Regions from separate parts of the Homo sapiens genome. Here region 2 is linked to region 1. The links are chromatin loops, found by intact Hi-C in ENCODE. Cell type or tissue: Caco-2. All regions are shown on one strand.

Evidence for each region. Hi-C counts contacts between places; a loop is a spot of excess contacts. Peaks named below come from ENCODE experiments on the same cell type or tissue, not always from the same donor. Only the 100,000 strongest peaks of a DNase experiment are listed, where the experiment ranks them.
Region 2: a loop joins it to region 1, with 2.8 times the contacts of the local background. A loop is called at or near these places in 3 of 110 quality-filtered maps.

Annotation. Positions count from the first base shown.
Region 1 is chr3:197,486,581-197,494,580 of GRCh38, reverse strand. No RefSeq gene overlaps it. Among named protein-coding and RNA genes, the nearest start is that of LINC02012, 19 kb to the left of the region's middle. RefSeq lists enhancers at 3,530-4,075, 4,076-4,621 and a silencer at 4,049-4,343. In Caco-2, no CTCF peak of the experiment used is centred here; a DNase peak (open chromatin) is centred at 4,370.
Region 2 is chr3:197,352,899-197,360,898 of GRCh38, reverse strand. No RefSeq gene overlaps it. Among named protein-coding and RNA genes, the nearest start is that of DLG1, 58 kb to the right of the region's middle. In Caco-2, no CTCF peak of the experiment used is centred here; a DNase peak (open chromatin) is centred at 4,938.

The DNA of each region.
Region 1 (8,000 bases):
ATCCCATATGCATCTGATCTGGGAAGGGCTCTACCAGGAACCACCTCCTTTGCTCCACTCCATTAATCCCTCCTGACACTATAATCACGTTTCCCATGCAACCAGTTGAGCTGCCAGCTGCTGAACTCTGATCCCAGACAAACCCTTTTCCCCTGCACCCTCCACCACTCACACACAAACAACCTATCCCATGTCTCCCTAGCCTGCCCCACTTTCCTGGAAAAGGGACATTTGATCTCCAGAACCATTCACTGGGATCACATTTTTTTCTACAATAATTTTTCTGTCTAATTCAATCAATCAACAAATATTTACCAGGCATCTACTATGTGCCAGTTACTATGCCAGGGGCTGAGGGGTGAAAAAAACCACTGTCTTCATGGAGCTTAGAGTATCATGGGGACACAGAGATTGATCAAAGAATCAAACAATTATCTTATTATCAACTCTCAATACTATGAAAGAAATGATCACAAAACCTTGAATCTTTAGTAGGGAGATCTGATCTTGTCTGGGAAGCTTCCTTGGAAAGGTGACATTTGAGTTCAGATGTGGAGGATGAGTGAGAGTCGGTGGGAGGGAGGGAAAGGGAGGAAGGAAGGTTGGAAGAAAGGAAGGGTGGGCATTCTACGCAGAGAGAAAGCACGAGAAAGGGTTCTGAGTAGAATGAAGCCTGTCTTCTCCGTGAAATCAAAGCAGGGTGGCTGGAGCTCCCACTGGGGGTGAGAGGGATGGTGGTGCTGCCCGAGGCTGGGGAGGTAGGCAGGGGCTAGACCAGCAGGGCATCAGGCACACATGATGGATTTTAGTTTTTACCAAAGAGCAACAAAGAACTGTTAAAAATCATGTCAGGAGAGTTGGGGCCTGCAGTGTGAACAGATCAGAGACAGCAAAAGTGGATGAGGGGGCCTGTAAGCAGTCCAGGTGAGAGTTAATAAATACTGTCTTGGACTAGTGGCTGTATAATAGAGTCAAGAGAGCAGAGTCAAGACCTAGTTTGGAAGTGAAATTGACAGGACTTGGTGACAGGCAGAATATGGAGTGAGGTAGGGGTGAGGGAGACTGTGTGTCTAAGGTGACTCTGAGGTTTGTGGTGGATGGTGTTAGAGGAACACTCATTCCCCACTCCTCATGTTTCCTGGTGGAGGGTCTTCTGTTAGCGTAACAGCCCCTCGCTCCTTATATGATGGTGTATTAGGGAGGAGGAACTGGACTGGGGTGGCTCAGTGCCTTTTGGGTTTTCAGATCACCCCTGCCTGCCACAGACAGATGTGATCTCTCTGCTCTCTGGGCCACACAGTGAGCTTGGTGGGGCCGGCTGTATCCACCCCACACCCCTCAGAAGCCTGCAATGTGGGAGGCAGTGTCAGCTAAGGAGGGCGTAGCCAGTCTGATCAGGACCTGGAAACAGAAAAGAGGTGTCATTTTCTAGACCCTCCCAGCACTTAGAGGAGTTATTTACTAAGACAGGGAACACGGGAGGAAAAGCAGGGTTTGAGAGAGAAAAACCATGAATTCAACTTTGGAACCCTTTTCTGGCCACTTTGATATCTTAACTTTGGCTTAAATATCCCATGAAATCAGTACGTTTGCCCATGTACACCTTTTTTAAAAAATTAAAAGGGACATTAACTAATCAAAGTAAGAATTTTCTAAAATTTTGCTGTGGTAGGTCAGCCTGGACTTACAAATCCAAGCCAGATGGGGTCTCCTCAGAGGGGCAGTGACCTGGGGGATGCCAACAGTGACAGCTACCACCAGCAGGTACTTCACACACGTCCCGTACTGCGCCAAGACCATCACATGTAATCTTTACTGTACCCTACGAGAGACACTTTTATTATTCCTACTTTTCAGATGGAGAAACTGAGTCCCAGAGGGGTTAAATGACCTCAGCAAGGCCATCTAGCTAATGAGAGGTGAATCTAGGATTCCAGAGCTCTTGCTCTTAAATGCTACGCTGAATGAGAGGATGCGCTGGAAGATTTTTGACCAATTGTGTGAACAGTAAGAAGCACAACTGTGGCCTTTGTGGCTTCCTTTTTAGAGATGGAATTTCGCTGTGTTGCCCAGGCTGGCAGCATATTGGCCCTCCCCACCTCAGCCTCCTGAGTAGCTGGGACTGGGTGCATGCCATTACACCCATCTAGCACAGCTGTGTTTTGTGCTCTTGGCTGAGAGGTTCTTAGGACCCACTAGCCCTATTGTCTCTTCGTTCCTCTCCCCAATCCGCCTTCGTCATGTGAGCCTTTGCAGCAGCCACCTGATCTCAGAGTTCTCTTCTTCCCTCTCTTCAGACATTTTGCAGACATCCTCCTCCCCTCCTCTAACACAGAGACAACCTGTCTGGTAAAGCCTCTCAAACCCAGCCAGAATCATCTGGAAGAGTTTAGCGGGCTGGCAGCAAGGCCAGTCTGAAATGGACTTAGCTAGATTCCGCCCGAGGCCCTCCCATTAGCTGCGCAATGCAGCCTCTGCCCAAAGTGCAAAGCAGAATGCTGCTGGAGCTGCTCATGAAACCACCTTACTGTGGCCACCAGATTGTCCCCATTTGCTTTGGAAAGCAATGCCATTGTGAAATATGGCATCTCCTGTAGTTCTGCATCGGAAGCAGAGAGGGCATACACGGACTCCCTCCCCATTCCAGCAGGCATGTTCTCAACACCCCTGCACCTGGGCCTCTGGCCAGGGGCCTCCATAGCCGCCTTCAGGAGTGAGTGCACTGCGGTCTGAGCACCTGGATGTAGCCCTCCACCCTTACCCTGTGCCTCCCTAAAGCCTCGTGTGTCAAATGAAGTCATCATTATCCCTACCTCGTGAGATGTCACAAGAATAAATAATTTAATATATGCAAGGTGCTTGGCACCGAGTGTTATAAAACTTGATGATGATGATAGTTTGCTATCATCATCATCATCATCACCATCATCACTACCACCATTCAGTACATAGTTTCCCACCTTTGCACTTTTAAAAAAGGAAAACCCATTGCCATATGTAATATGATTTCTTTACCACTTTGTTGAAACCAACTTTAAATAAACTCACTTTTAAAACGTAGCCTCGGCTGGGTGCGATGGCTCATACCTGTAATCCCAACACTTTGGGAGGCCGAGGCAGGTGGATCATTTGAGACCAGGAGTTCAAGACCAGCCTGATCAACATGGTGAAACCCCGTCTCTACTAAAAATACAAAAATTGGCTGGGCATGGTGGCACACAACTGTAATTCCAGCTACTCGGGAGGCTGAGGCAGGAGAATCGCTTGAACCCAGGAGGCAGAGACTGCAGTGAGCTGAGATCACGCCACTGCACTCCAGCCTGGGTGACAGAGCAAGACTGCCTAAAAAAAAAATAACAGTATCCTTGAAATCACAGGTTTCGTGGTTCTAATTATATTTTTAAAAGCTCATTACAGTAAATATGTGTCTATTAGCATAATAATTTACCCTTGCAGCACGAAATCACCTCGTACTGACCAGTGGTCCTCACACCTCTCTTTGAAGCCCACCTATGCAGGCCAAGTCCTCGCACATGTCTGAGTCTCCTCATCTGTAAAACAGGTGCAGCGTGATGATGACACTGCCCCAGGACCGTTGTCACGTGCTGTGGGATGCTGGTTTTGACCATGCTTGGTAAACTGCAATTTGTCAGTGGAGTTGATATCATAGGGTCTCCCCACGCCCACTTCATTCCAGATGTCCTGGGATGTTCGTTCTCTAGAAGCTCTAGCAGCTCACCCAGGTTTGCAAAAGGAACAGCTTATAATGAGCCCTCTCCACTCCCATCCCACTTCTGGGAATCTGTGGGGCTGTCACTCAGGGATGTTTTTTTCTCTCGTGTTTCCTCTCCTTGGGTTAGAACAGCCCCCAAAGCCTATTTTAATCCTTTGTCCCCATTTGGCATCCAGCCTTCCTCTTATCTTGACTTCACTGAGGGTGTCAGGTCCATTTGCTGTACTCAGGAGGTGGCACCCCCAAATCGAGGCCCTCTGGCATCACCTCCAGCCTGGCTGGGCAAACTGCCCCCGGCTTCAGAAAGCAGAAACTCCCAGGAGTTTTCTCTCCCCTGGCTGCGGGCTCTCCTATTGCTTGCTTGCCTGCCCACCTAAATCATAGATCCAGAAACATCTTTTCTCTGGACCTAACCAGCAGAGGCAGCTGCTCACATTCTGCTTCTTCTTTCCTCATGGTAATTCATTAGGCATTTCCTCTGATCCTAGCCTCTCTTCCTCTCTCCTGATGAGCCAACAGGGTAAAATCTCCAAGAGAGGCCTTGGGGCACCTTCTGATCCAAGGGGAGAAGACTGCAGCCTGGTGGGGCTATGATGTGGGCAGAGGAGAGGCTGGGAGTAAATTCCGGGGCTAATGCCTGGAATACTTTGCATTTCTCTGACCCTGCCCCGCCCAGCCAGCACCCAGAGCTTCACAAATGCCCATTTAGAAGGCCGCACCCTGCTAGTATGGTGAGGTCCTTGTGACTGGCTGGCCCCCATCAGACACAGAAAAAGTAGAGGGAGCTGGGGACAAACTTTAAAAAACTGATGACAACATGATTCCTTTTCTTTTATGAAAGAAAGGAAAAACACATGTAAAACAAACCCAGAACGTCCATCTGAAGAGTGGACGGGAGCAGTGGTTTTCAATTTATAACACAAGTGTACTCTTAGCCTATCCATGCACCATTGCATCCAGAAGGATGTACAAAACAGCCCTTCAAGATTGAGTTGTGTCGGGCTGGGCGCGGAGGCTCACGCCTGTAATCCCAGCACTTTGGGAGGCCGAGATGGGCGGATCACGAGGTCAGGAGTTTGAGACCAGCCTGGCCAACATGGTGAAACCCTGTTGCTACCCAAAATACAAAAATTAGCCAGGTGTGGTAGCACACACCTGTAATCCAGCTACTCGGGAGGCTGAGGCAGGAGAATCGCTTGAACCAGGAGGCAGAGCTTGCAGTGAGCTGAGATCACGCCACTGCACTCCAGCCTGGGTGACAGAGCGAGACTCTGTCTCGAAGAAAAGATTGCACTGTGTCTTCCCAGTCAGAGTATGGGAAGGTCAGGGGTCCAGTCGGGGAATCCCTGGGCACTCCTCAGCCCCAGGTCCTTCCAGCTTGGCCTGAGGGCCTCCCCCCACATTTGGCCTTCTCTCCTTTCACTCCCCACCCACACCCCAATTCCTGCCCCTTCGGACCTCCTCAACCTACTGCTCCCACTCCCAGGCCATGCCTTGGGTCCAGGTCAGGCTTTTGGTCACATTGGGTTCTGCTTTACCTGGGCAGGAACTGTGCTGGGGGCCGGTGGGAGAAGCAGGCCGGTGGATTTTAGAAGGCAGGCTAACCTTGCTCTCTGTCCAGCTGGCCTCCCCTTGGCGCAGTTCCTGTGTATGGATATTCTTACAGAATCGCTACTCTCCCTCTCCTTTGAGCTGGCCTAGCTTTGGCTTATCATAGGCCCCAGGAAAGGCCAGGGGACTGGGGTACCGGTTAGAGGGATATAAAAGTTCATTCTGCCTTGTACGTATGTTTAATTGATTAGAACACTTCATTTTCTCACAGCATGTATTTCATTGTACTACTGGCAACTGTCATCTCTTATAAATGAGGTTCATAAATAGTTGTTCCAGCTTATGGAATTCTGGAGAAAAAAGCTTCCAGAACAGTGATATGGTGCACTTCCCACAAAATGAGACAAGCTGAAGACACCTGTGAGTATCAACCCTCATTTATGACAGCCTCGTATGGTGGGGTAGTTAGAAGGTGATGCAGGGACATTCAACAGCAGAGATTATAATGACAGTAAGATAAGAGTTACTACAATCAAACTACTGCCTAGCTACTCGGCCCCGGGTTGGATGGTGAAGATTCAAAATTAAAAGCCATGGTCTCTGCTCGGGGGCTCCTGGTCTAGGCCACTTTGACTCAGAAGAATTTGAAATGACCCTTCAAATCCACCCTTCTCTCGCCACCGACCTCAACTGATGGGCATCAGCATGCCATCAGGTGGGTACACGTGTGACGAAGGATCAGGCACCTTACCTTTTATTCCTTCTTAATGTTGTGTGCCGAAATTTGGTGTGCACGGTATGTGTCTGCAAGCCTTTTACATTTTCATCCACATCAGTATTCATTTTTGCTTCTCAGCTACATTCTCAAAAATGAGAAGGAAGTGTGCTTATTCATTTAGATTGCCATGTGCGAGGGTCTGCCCAGCCGAACACCTGAATCATGTTTTGCTAATGATGTTGATGTCGACGTTGACCAAAGCTTGATAATTCCGTAACAATGTAATATGTCTTATTTTTAAACTAAAGCTTGGCTGGATCCCAACCAAAGCCACAGACAGAATTCAGAAGAGGTTTCTTTTAAGAAAATAGTAAAAGAAAAAGGTTTGCAAACCCACCAGATGAGAGAACAGTGCTCTTCCTGGCAGTCTCGTCTGCCTCTGGTAATGCTCAGGTCACCCAGTGAATGACACAATGTCCCTGTGGGCCTCATCCCATCTGCTTCTGTTTGTCATGGCCCAGGGCCCGTCAGTCCCTCAATGCTGCCCTTCCTGCCTCCCAGGCAGGTCTGGGCTTCTGTGAGTCACTCTCACAGCAGCCGTGACCCATGCAACATCTCAGAGTTTCTCAGCACAACAATTCATCATGTGCCTCAGTGTTCATCCAGCAATGTCAGGAAGAAACTGCTGGATATTGTTCTATGTCGAGTCAAAAGCTGTCCTGCAAAACAGCAGTGCCATTGAAGATGAAAGTTGATTCCCAAGCTAAAGCCAATCAAATACAATCTTGAGATATTTTGTGGGTCGAACTACATTTTTTGTTTGTTTGTTTTTGAGACAGGGTCTCACTCGGTCGCCCAGACTGGAGTGCAGTGGCGGGATCACCACTCACTGCAACCTCTGCCTCCTGGGCTCAAGCAATTCTCCCATCTCAGCCTTTCAGGTGGCTGGGACTACAGGCGCGCGCCACCGCACCTGGCTAATTTTTATATTTTTTGTAGAGATAGGATTTTGCCACATTGCCCAGGTTTGTCTCGAACTCCTGGGCTCAAGCAATCTGCCCTCCTCGGCCTCCTAAAGTTCTGGGATTATAGGCGTGAGCTACCGTCTGCCCTCCTCGGCCTCCTAAAGTTCTGGGATTATAGGCATGAGCTGCTGTGCCGTGCCCGGATGCTTTGGTATCAGAGACAGCACAGATACCCTGGAAGTCTCTCGTAGACGGCTTCTCTACTCTGGAGACCAGCGCTGATATTTAGCTGGTGTGCAAGAGTAAAAACAACCCCATCCCTCCTGCTTCCCTGTACCCTCTCATCTATGGAAGCTCTAAGGGAAGGGACTGGTTTGGCTTCCACTTTGATAGAATGGGCAGCAGTCACATGGCCCATTCAGCAATAGAAGAGCTCTAGATCCATTTTTTTATTCCAAGACCTCTCACAGCTTCACAACTTCCTCTGAAGTTTGCCTGGTCATGTCCCTGTCTCTGGCCTGAGATACTCCAGCTAAACAATGCAATGAGAAATATTTGGCAGCCTTTGTATCTCTGTGTACCTGAAAGGTGTGCCCTCCTTGGCCAGGAAACTAGAAATACCAGCCTGTGGGAGCTGGGATGGGCTAGGACCACTTTCTCTGAAGATGTTGCAAATGTAAGGCAAGGACATTGAAAACCAAATTCTAGAGGATACCAAGCAGAGACAAGCGTGAAAAAGAAAAGAAAAGAAAGGTGACCAAGACTGATGCATAACAGAGAATCGGGAGAATGACGCTGGTTCCCAAGAGGGGTTATTATGCCACTGGTTCTCATCGGGGGCTAAAGGCCCTCTGTGGGATTGTGAAGATTTGCAAATGTGTCCAATAACCTGAGTATTTTCTTTGTCCTTAATTGTGTTTCAATTTGAGAAACAGAGAGGAAGGAGGATGGCTAGTATGGGGCATGTGTGAGACAGAGAAAGATGTGGATGTGAAAGGAAGGAATTCTCACCGGGCACGGTGGCTCACGCCTG
Region 2 (8,000 bases), 130 kb after region 1:
AATCCAGCAAGGCAGTCAAATCTTAAAGCTCCAGAATGATCTCATTTGACTCTGTGTCTTGCATCTGGGTCACATTGATACAAGAGATGGGTTCCCATGGTCTTGGGCAGCTCCGCCTCTGTGGCTCTGCAGGGTACAGCCTACCTCCTGGCTGCTTTCACAGACTGTTGTTGAGTGTCTGTGGCTTTTCCAGGCACACGTTGCAAGCTGTTGGTGGATCTACCATTTTGGGATCTGGAGGATGGTGCCTCCCTTTTCACAGCTCCACTAGGTGGTGGCCCAGTAGAGACTCTGTGTGGGACCTCTAACGCCACATTTTCCTTCTGCACTACCCTAGCAGAGGTTCTCCATGAGGACCCCACCCCTGCAGCAAACTCCTACCTGGGCATCCAGGTGTTTCCATACCTCCTCTGAAATCCAGGCAGAGAGAGGTTCCTAAACCTCAATTCTTGACGTCTGTGCACTTACAGGCCCAACACCATGTGGAAGCTGCCAAGATTTGAGGCTTGCGCCCTCTGAAGCCATGGCCCAAGCTGTACTTTGGCCCCTTTTAGTCAGTCTCTAGGCTGCACACAGCACAGAGACCCTGGGCCTGGCTTATGAAACCATTTTTTCCTCCTAGGCCTCTGGGCTTGTGATGGGAGGGCTGCCGTGAAAACCTCTTACATGCCCTGGAGACATTTTCCCCATTGTCTTGGGGATTAATATTCAGCTCCTCATTACTTTCTGCAGCCAGCTTGAATTTCTCCTCAGAAAATGGGTTTTTCTTTTCTATCACATTGTCAGGCTGCAAATTTTCTGAACTTTTATGCTCTACTTCCCTTATAAAACTGAATGCCTTTAACAGCACCCGAGTCACATCTTGAATGCTTTGCTGCTTAGAAATTTCTTCTGCCACATACCCTAAGTCATCTCTCTCAAGTTCAAGTTTCCACAAATCTCTAGGGCCAGGGCAAAATGCTGCCAGTCACTTTGCTAAAACATAGAAGAGTCATATTTACTCCAGTTCCCAACAAGTTCCTCATCTCCTTCTGAGACCACCTCAGCCTAGACCTTATTGTTCGTATCACTATCAGCATTTTTGTCAAAGCCATTCGACAGTCTCTAGGAAGTTCCAAACTTTCCCACATTTTCCTCTCTTCTTCTGAGCCCTCTAAACTGTTCCAACCTCTGCTTGTTAACCGGTTCCAAAGTCACTTCCACATTTTTGGGTATCTTTTCAGCAGCACCCCACTCTTGGTATCAATTTACTGTATTAGTCTGTTTTCACACTGCTGATAAAGACATATCCAAGACTGGGCAATTAACAAAAGAAAGAGGTTTATTTGGACTCACAGTTCCACATGGCTGGGGAAGCCTCACAATCATGGCAGAAGGCAAGGAGGAGCAAGTCATATCTTATATGGATGGCAGCAGGCAAAAAGAGAGCTTGCGCAGTGAAACTCCCATTTTTAAAAAAACATCTGATCTCATCCCCATAATTCAATTACCTCCCACGGAGTTCCTCCCACGACACATGGGAATTGTGGGAGTTACAATTCAAGATGAGATTTGGGTGGGGACACAGCCAAACCATATCACATGTATTATGTCACATAGTTTCTGAAGGTCAGGAGTGACTTAGCTAGGCGGTTCTGGCTTAGGGTCTCTGAGGTTGCAGTCAAAGTGTCATCTGAGAAGCTGCAGTCTTCTGAAGACTTGATGGGCTGGAGGAGCCACTTGTAAAATGGCTCACACATGGCTGTTGGCAGGAGGCCTCTGTTCCTTACTGCGTGAACCTCTCCATAGGACTGCTCACAACACATGATCCAAGTGATCCCCACGAACACGTGATCCAAGAAAGAGAGTGACCAAACAGGAAGCCTCAATGCTATTTTACGACCTAGCCTTGGAAGTGACATATCATCACAGTTGCTGGATTCTATTGGTTACACAGACCAATCCTAATATCATACAGGAGGAGATCCCATAAGGGTGTAAATACAGGAGACAGAGATTGTTGAGGACCGTCTTGGAGACTGGCTATCTCAGTACTTCACATACACAACCTCACTTCATCCTCACAAAACTAGCAAGTAAAGGCCCTGCTTCTCTAGATGAGGTGAAGATGGCTCAGAGAAGTTAAGTGAATTCCCAAGGTCTCTCAGGTAATGAACAGCAGAGCTGTGCCTCCCCCAGGTCTCTCATGCAAAGGCTGCCAAATCTACATGTTTGCACTAACAACCACTCTACTACACCACTCCAACAGGAATCCTTCTTGATCCATTCCCCTGACTCAACGCACTTTGCAGCGGCTAAATCTTTTTTTTTTTTTTTTTTTTTTTGAGATGGAGTCTCTCTCTGTTGCCCAGGCTGGAGTGCAGAGGCGCGATTTCTGCTCACTGCAAGCTCCGCCTCCCAGGTTCACGCCATTCTCCTGCTTCAGCCTCCCAAATAGCTGGGACTACAGGTGCCCACCACCACACCCGGCTAATTTTTTGTATTTTTAGTAGAGACGGGTTTCACCATGTTAGCCAGGATGGTCTCAATCTCCTGACCTCATGGTCCGCCCACCTTGGCCTCCCAAAGTGCTGGGATTACAGGCGTGAGCCTGTAATTTTTTTGAGACCGCACCCAGCCTGCAGCTGCTAAATCTTTATCAGAAAATGTTCATTCCTGATTTGTTAAAGAAAATTTAAACTAGGAATAGAAAGATTTTTCCTTACCACAACCAAATGCAACTCATGATAGTGACAAATATAATACTTAATTAGAAAATATTAGACATGGCCGGGCACAGTGGCTCATGCCTGTAATCCCAGCACTTCGGGAGACTGAGGTGGCCAGATCATGAGGTCAAGAAATCAAGAACATCCTGGCCAACATGGTGAAACCCCGTCTCTACTAAAAATACAAAAAATTAGCTGGGCATGGTGGCGTGCGCCTGTAGTCCCAGCTACTTGGGAGGCTGAGGCAGGAGGATCGCTTGAACCCGGGAGGCAGAGTTTGCAGTGAGCTGAGATCGCGCCACTGCACTCCAGCCTGGTGACAGAGTGAGACTCCGTCTCAAAAAACAAAAACAAAAAAGAAAAGAAAAGAAAATATTAGACATAGGGCCATACCACCCTGAAGGTGCCCAATCTTGTCTGATCTCAGAAGCTGAAACATTAGACACAGTCTTGTTAAAATCAGGAATAAAAATCTCTACCATTACTACTATTATTTAATATTGGGAAGATCTGATTCATGCAATAAAATAGAAATAAGAAGTAGAATTATTCAAAAGGAGAAAAAATTATCATTAGAAATTCCCAGATAATCAACTGAAAACACTTGCTGATATTAATGAAATTCCATCAAAGGGCCGTATCTAAGATACATGGCTCGGAGCAGCTGCCTTCCTGTAGATCAGCAATAACCAGCAACAAGACATAACAAATTGCCCTTCTCCCCCATCTCCCCTGTGCCGCCCGGGAGCCTGTGCTATGGTCGTGCTCATTCTGTGGTTGAGCATTTGCACCTTGTCTTAGTCCCTTTGAGCTGCTCTAACAAAATGCACTAAACGGAGTAGCTTGTAAACAGCAGACATTTATTTCTCACAGTTTCAAAGGCTGGGAAGTCCGAGATCTAGGTGCCTGCAGAGTCAGTGTCTGACGAGGGCCCACTTCCTTCTCACTGGAAACTCACAGGGTCACAGGGGCTCACTAGCACTCTGGAGTCTCTTCTATAAGGGACTCATCTCATCCATGAGGGCTCCCCTCATGACCTCATGACCTCACTTCTCAAAGGTCCCACCTTCTAATACCATCACCTTGCTCATTAGGTTTCCCCCTGTGAATTTTGGGGAGACATACAGTTCAGATCACAGCATGCCTTTTCATGGCTTGTGTGTGGAGCAGGTGGCCTGCAGGTATGCAGCTGAAGGGCTGGGAGGTGCGATAGCTACATGAGGAACCCTCATGCTGGAAGTAAGTGTTCCAGGTAATTCTAGGACTGTCCAACCCCCTGAGGCATAACACGCAATATCTTGCCTGCCGCTTTGGGTTTTCCTTTTCAGAGGAAATAAATGATGGAAGATAGGATTCTGGCAGGAACTGGTCAGTGTCTCACCTATAAAAGCCGAATCGAGTAGAAAGTGCCCCTGGTTTTTTAATCCAGAAGATCTAGGTTGGGGTCCTGGCTCTGGCACTATTCACCCTGTGTCCTTGAAGAGGCTACCCACCCACCTCTGTGTTCTTCACTTTCTCTCCCTGTGCGGGGAAAGTCGGGTTGCCCGTCTCCTAAGAGTCGTGGGGAGAATGGAATACGATGATGAGGGGGAAAGAGCTTTGCAAACGAAAGTACGATGGAAACAGAAAGTGAGACTGTTAGAATCAAGGAGGGCTCCACGCCAACCTGCTGACAAAGACTCACTCAGTGCCAGCTCTCTGACCGGTCCCCACACTCTGCACTTGATCCAGCCGTCACGCTACACCCTGGTTCCACACAGGGCTCACACTTGGGTGAACTGATCCAGCCGTCACGCTACACCCTGGTTCCACACAGGGCTCACACTTGGGTGAACTGATCCAGCCGTCATGCTACACCCTGGTTCCACACAGGGCTCACACTTGGGTGAACTGACAACAGTGAGCTCCTTTGGACCTTGTGGAGTCTTTTTTTTTTTTTTTGAGACAGAGTCTCCCTCTTGTTGCTCAGGCTGGGGTGCAGTGGTGCGATCTCAGCTCACTACAACCTCCACCTCCCGGGTTCAAGTGACTCTCCTGCCTCAGCCTCCTGAGTAGCTGAAATTACAGGCACCTGCCACCACAACTGGCTATATTTTTTTTGTATTTTTAGTAGAGACAGGGTTTCACCATGTTGGCCAGGCTTGTCTCAAACTCTTGACCTCAGGTGATCCGCCTGCCTCAGCCTCCCAAAGTGCTGGGATTCCAGGCATGAGGCAACACCTGGCCCCATGTTGACTCTTGTGGGCAGAGAGGACAGGCACAGGAATGCAATTATCTTGCAAGATTATCCAGACCCAGTTTCCTTATCCAAGGATGAGCTTTGATTTCTCCAATGGCTTTGTTTGTATTGTAATGTCTACTGTGAGGTCCCAGGGTCAAAAGGGCAGCATTTTTTAGATATCACCTCCCTTTTCAACAGAGAGATGGTAGTACATCCTATCTCAGGGCAAGGCTTGATGCCTCTCTTGGGCTCTAGGTCTGGTCAGCAAGAGAGTTGGTGACCCTCGGTAGGTCCCAGGGGAAATGACAACGACAAGCTCCTGCAATGTCTTGGGGTACGAGTGGGCAAATGCCGTGAGTGATGCAGAGCAAGGATGGAGGAAGGGTAGCCTTAGCAGTCATCAGAACATAGAGAGAAACAGGCAGGCACTTGGAGAACACGGAACAGGCCAGGGAGCCAGGAGGAGCCAGGAGCAAGGCCGAGGCTCCGGGCTCAGGGCCCCTCGCATCTTAGGAGTTTAAGGTTGACTCTCCTGCTTAGAGCCCACACCTCTGCAGGCCTTCAGAAGTACCACGCTGAACACCAGATAGGATTTCTCAGGTGAACATTTCTCCACCTGACTTTCCTGCTGTGTTGGGAAACAGAGATTCTACGATGGCTGACTCCAGTTACTAAGCCCTCTCTGCCTAAAAGGAGCCATTCCCCCAGCAGACTAGAAAGTGCGTGTGTGTATGTGGGCATGCGAGTGGTGAGGACAGGGGTGTTGCTTAGGAAATGGGGCTGGCTGCTCCCCATATTCCTGAAATGACAGCAGAGGCCTACATCCACAGCCAAGGCTGTGTGGGCTGCCGTGGATTGCAGACCCCAGGCCTCCTGCAGGCTGAGTATCTGCGCTTGGATACTCCTCCCCCTCAACTGGGTCTGCCCTGGCCACAGGACCCACAGGGTCCCTATCGTGGTCCTGGGAGCGGGGAGCTACGGGGGGAGCCTCTTGAGCTCCCCAGCTTGCCTGCGGGCCTGGCCCTGGATTAAAAGGCTGGCCGCCGTAAACCACAGCTGAAGCCCAGCTGTCCCTGTAAGTCTGCCCGGCCCACTTCCCGAAGCGTGTCGTCTGGAGACGATCCTCAGCTGTCTGCTGAGAGCTAAGAAACTACTTGAGCGTGAAGACTTCTGGTGCAAACGGTGCGTGTCCCCAGCTGAGCCACTGCTTTGTCCTGTCTCCCGCCAAGTCCGGCATTTCTCTTTAGCCTCATCTCCCCCGAAACTCTTTGCTTTTTCTCTCTCTGAATGTGTCTCGTCTCTCCGTCTATAGCTCTGCCTCTGTGTGATTTCGTCTCCATCTCTCTGCATGCCTGCCTGTGTATTCCTCTATGTTTACTTCTCTGTCCTGTCTGTGTGTGTCTGTTTCTGTCTCACTGTGTGTTTGTTTCTCTCTGTCTCTCTTTCTCTGCTTTCAGTCTCTCTCTGTTTCTTTCTGTCCCTTTAACACTCTGCTCTCTCTGTCTCTCGCTTGCTCCCTCTGCCCACACGTCTGTCTGTCCCCCTGTCTCTCTGTGTGTCTCTCCTTCAGTCGTCGTCTCCTTGTCTCTGTCTCCTTGTCTCTCAGACTGCCTCTTAGTTTCTCTCTGTACCGCTGTCTCTTTCTGTCTGTGTGCATGTCTCTTTCAGTCTCTGTCTCTTTGATTCTCTCTGCCTCTCAGACTCAGCTCTCTGTCTCTCGTTCCTTCATTCTTGAATAAAGTGCCCAGGGGAAATGTCCAGCAAGAACAAGACCCTCCCCGGACTCCACAGAACAGAGTAGGGTGGACTGCTAGGCTGGGTCCATGTGCCAGGTTGGCTCAACAGTTTTGCTGGGAATTCCCCTCTGGCCACAAGAAGCCATGGCCAGGGAGGGAAAGTGTCCAGCAGTGGATTCTGGGCCTGCGAAGCCAGGCTCCATCTAAGCTTACTTAAGAAGCAACAGTAATAGACCCCCCACCCCCCGCCTTAGGGAGCAGCAGAAAGGTGATTACATGCTGTGTCAGCTAATCCCGTGAAACCCTGTGTCTCCCTCCAAGGAGTCAAACATTCTCAGTCCTTGTATTCCTCCATCCTTCCAAGTGGCAGGAAAGACCTTCAGAAACCAGTGTCTGAACAAAATGCCAGCAGGAAAACCACAGGTCTCTGCTTTATCTAAGTGAGTGGGAAGAAGGGCTGAGGGATGGATCAAGAATTAATGAGGATACAGTAAGTAGAACAATGTACGACTCCATAACCTGAGAGCTTTTGAAAGGACAGCTGGAGCCAGTGCTTCTGGCCGTACATACCTGTGATCAAGTTACACCCTCTCCCCACAAAATAGCCACCTAGCAACCAATACAATATGAATCAGAGTCATAATCACGGCCATTTCTCTTGAATCAGGGGTCCTGCCAGCCACTCTTCATGTATCTGCTTAGTCCATCCTACCAAAAACTCTAACAGTCACCTCCCCATTTTACAGATGAAGAAACTGAGGCTCATAGAGGTTAACTTGCCCGAAGTTACAGTTAGTGAGTAGAAGAGCTAAGATAAGAACTTAGGACTGCCAGGCTCCCAGCCAGCCTGCTCGCCTCCCTGTCAGTCACTGTCACCTCACTGTCACTGTCACTGTCACTCTGAAGAAACATTCTGAGTCAAGTAGAGATGTTCTTTTCACATTTGAGTGTCCTTTTCTGTAGGTGGATCAGAGTATAGAGACATCTGGACACAATTAAGCAGCAGGTCAAGCTGACCTCCCTTCCCTGCCTTCCAGGCAGCAGGTGGCTTCTGAGCATGACCAGCAGCAATGCTGTTCCAATCAGTCCAGGTAGCGCAGGCCCACGGTCATGTCTCTGGAGCTTCGGCAAAATAGTTCACTTGCTGTGCCTGCAGCTCACCAGTGGTCAAAAGAAATCCATTAAGAGCTTAAGAAAAACATGTAAGAGAAAAATTCATAGTTGAGAAAATTCTATTATGCTGTGTTTCTTTTGAATTGGGATAAAACCGACATTCTACACATCATCATGGCAGAGCACTTTTCCACCAGACTTGACCTCAAGGCCTAAGAACAG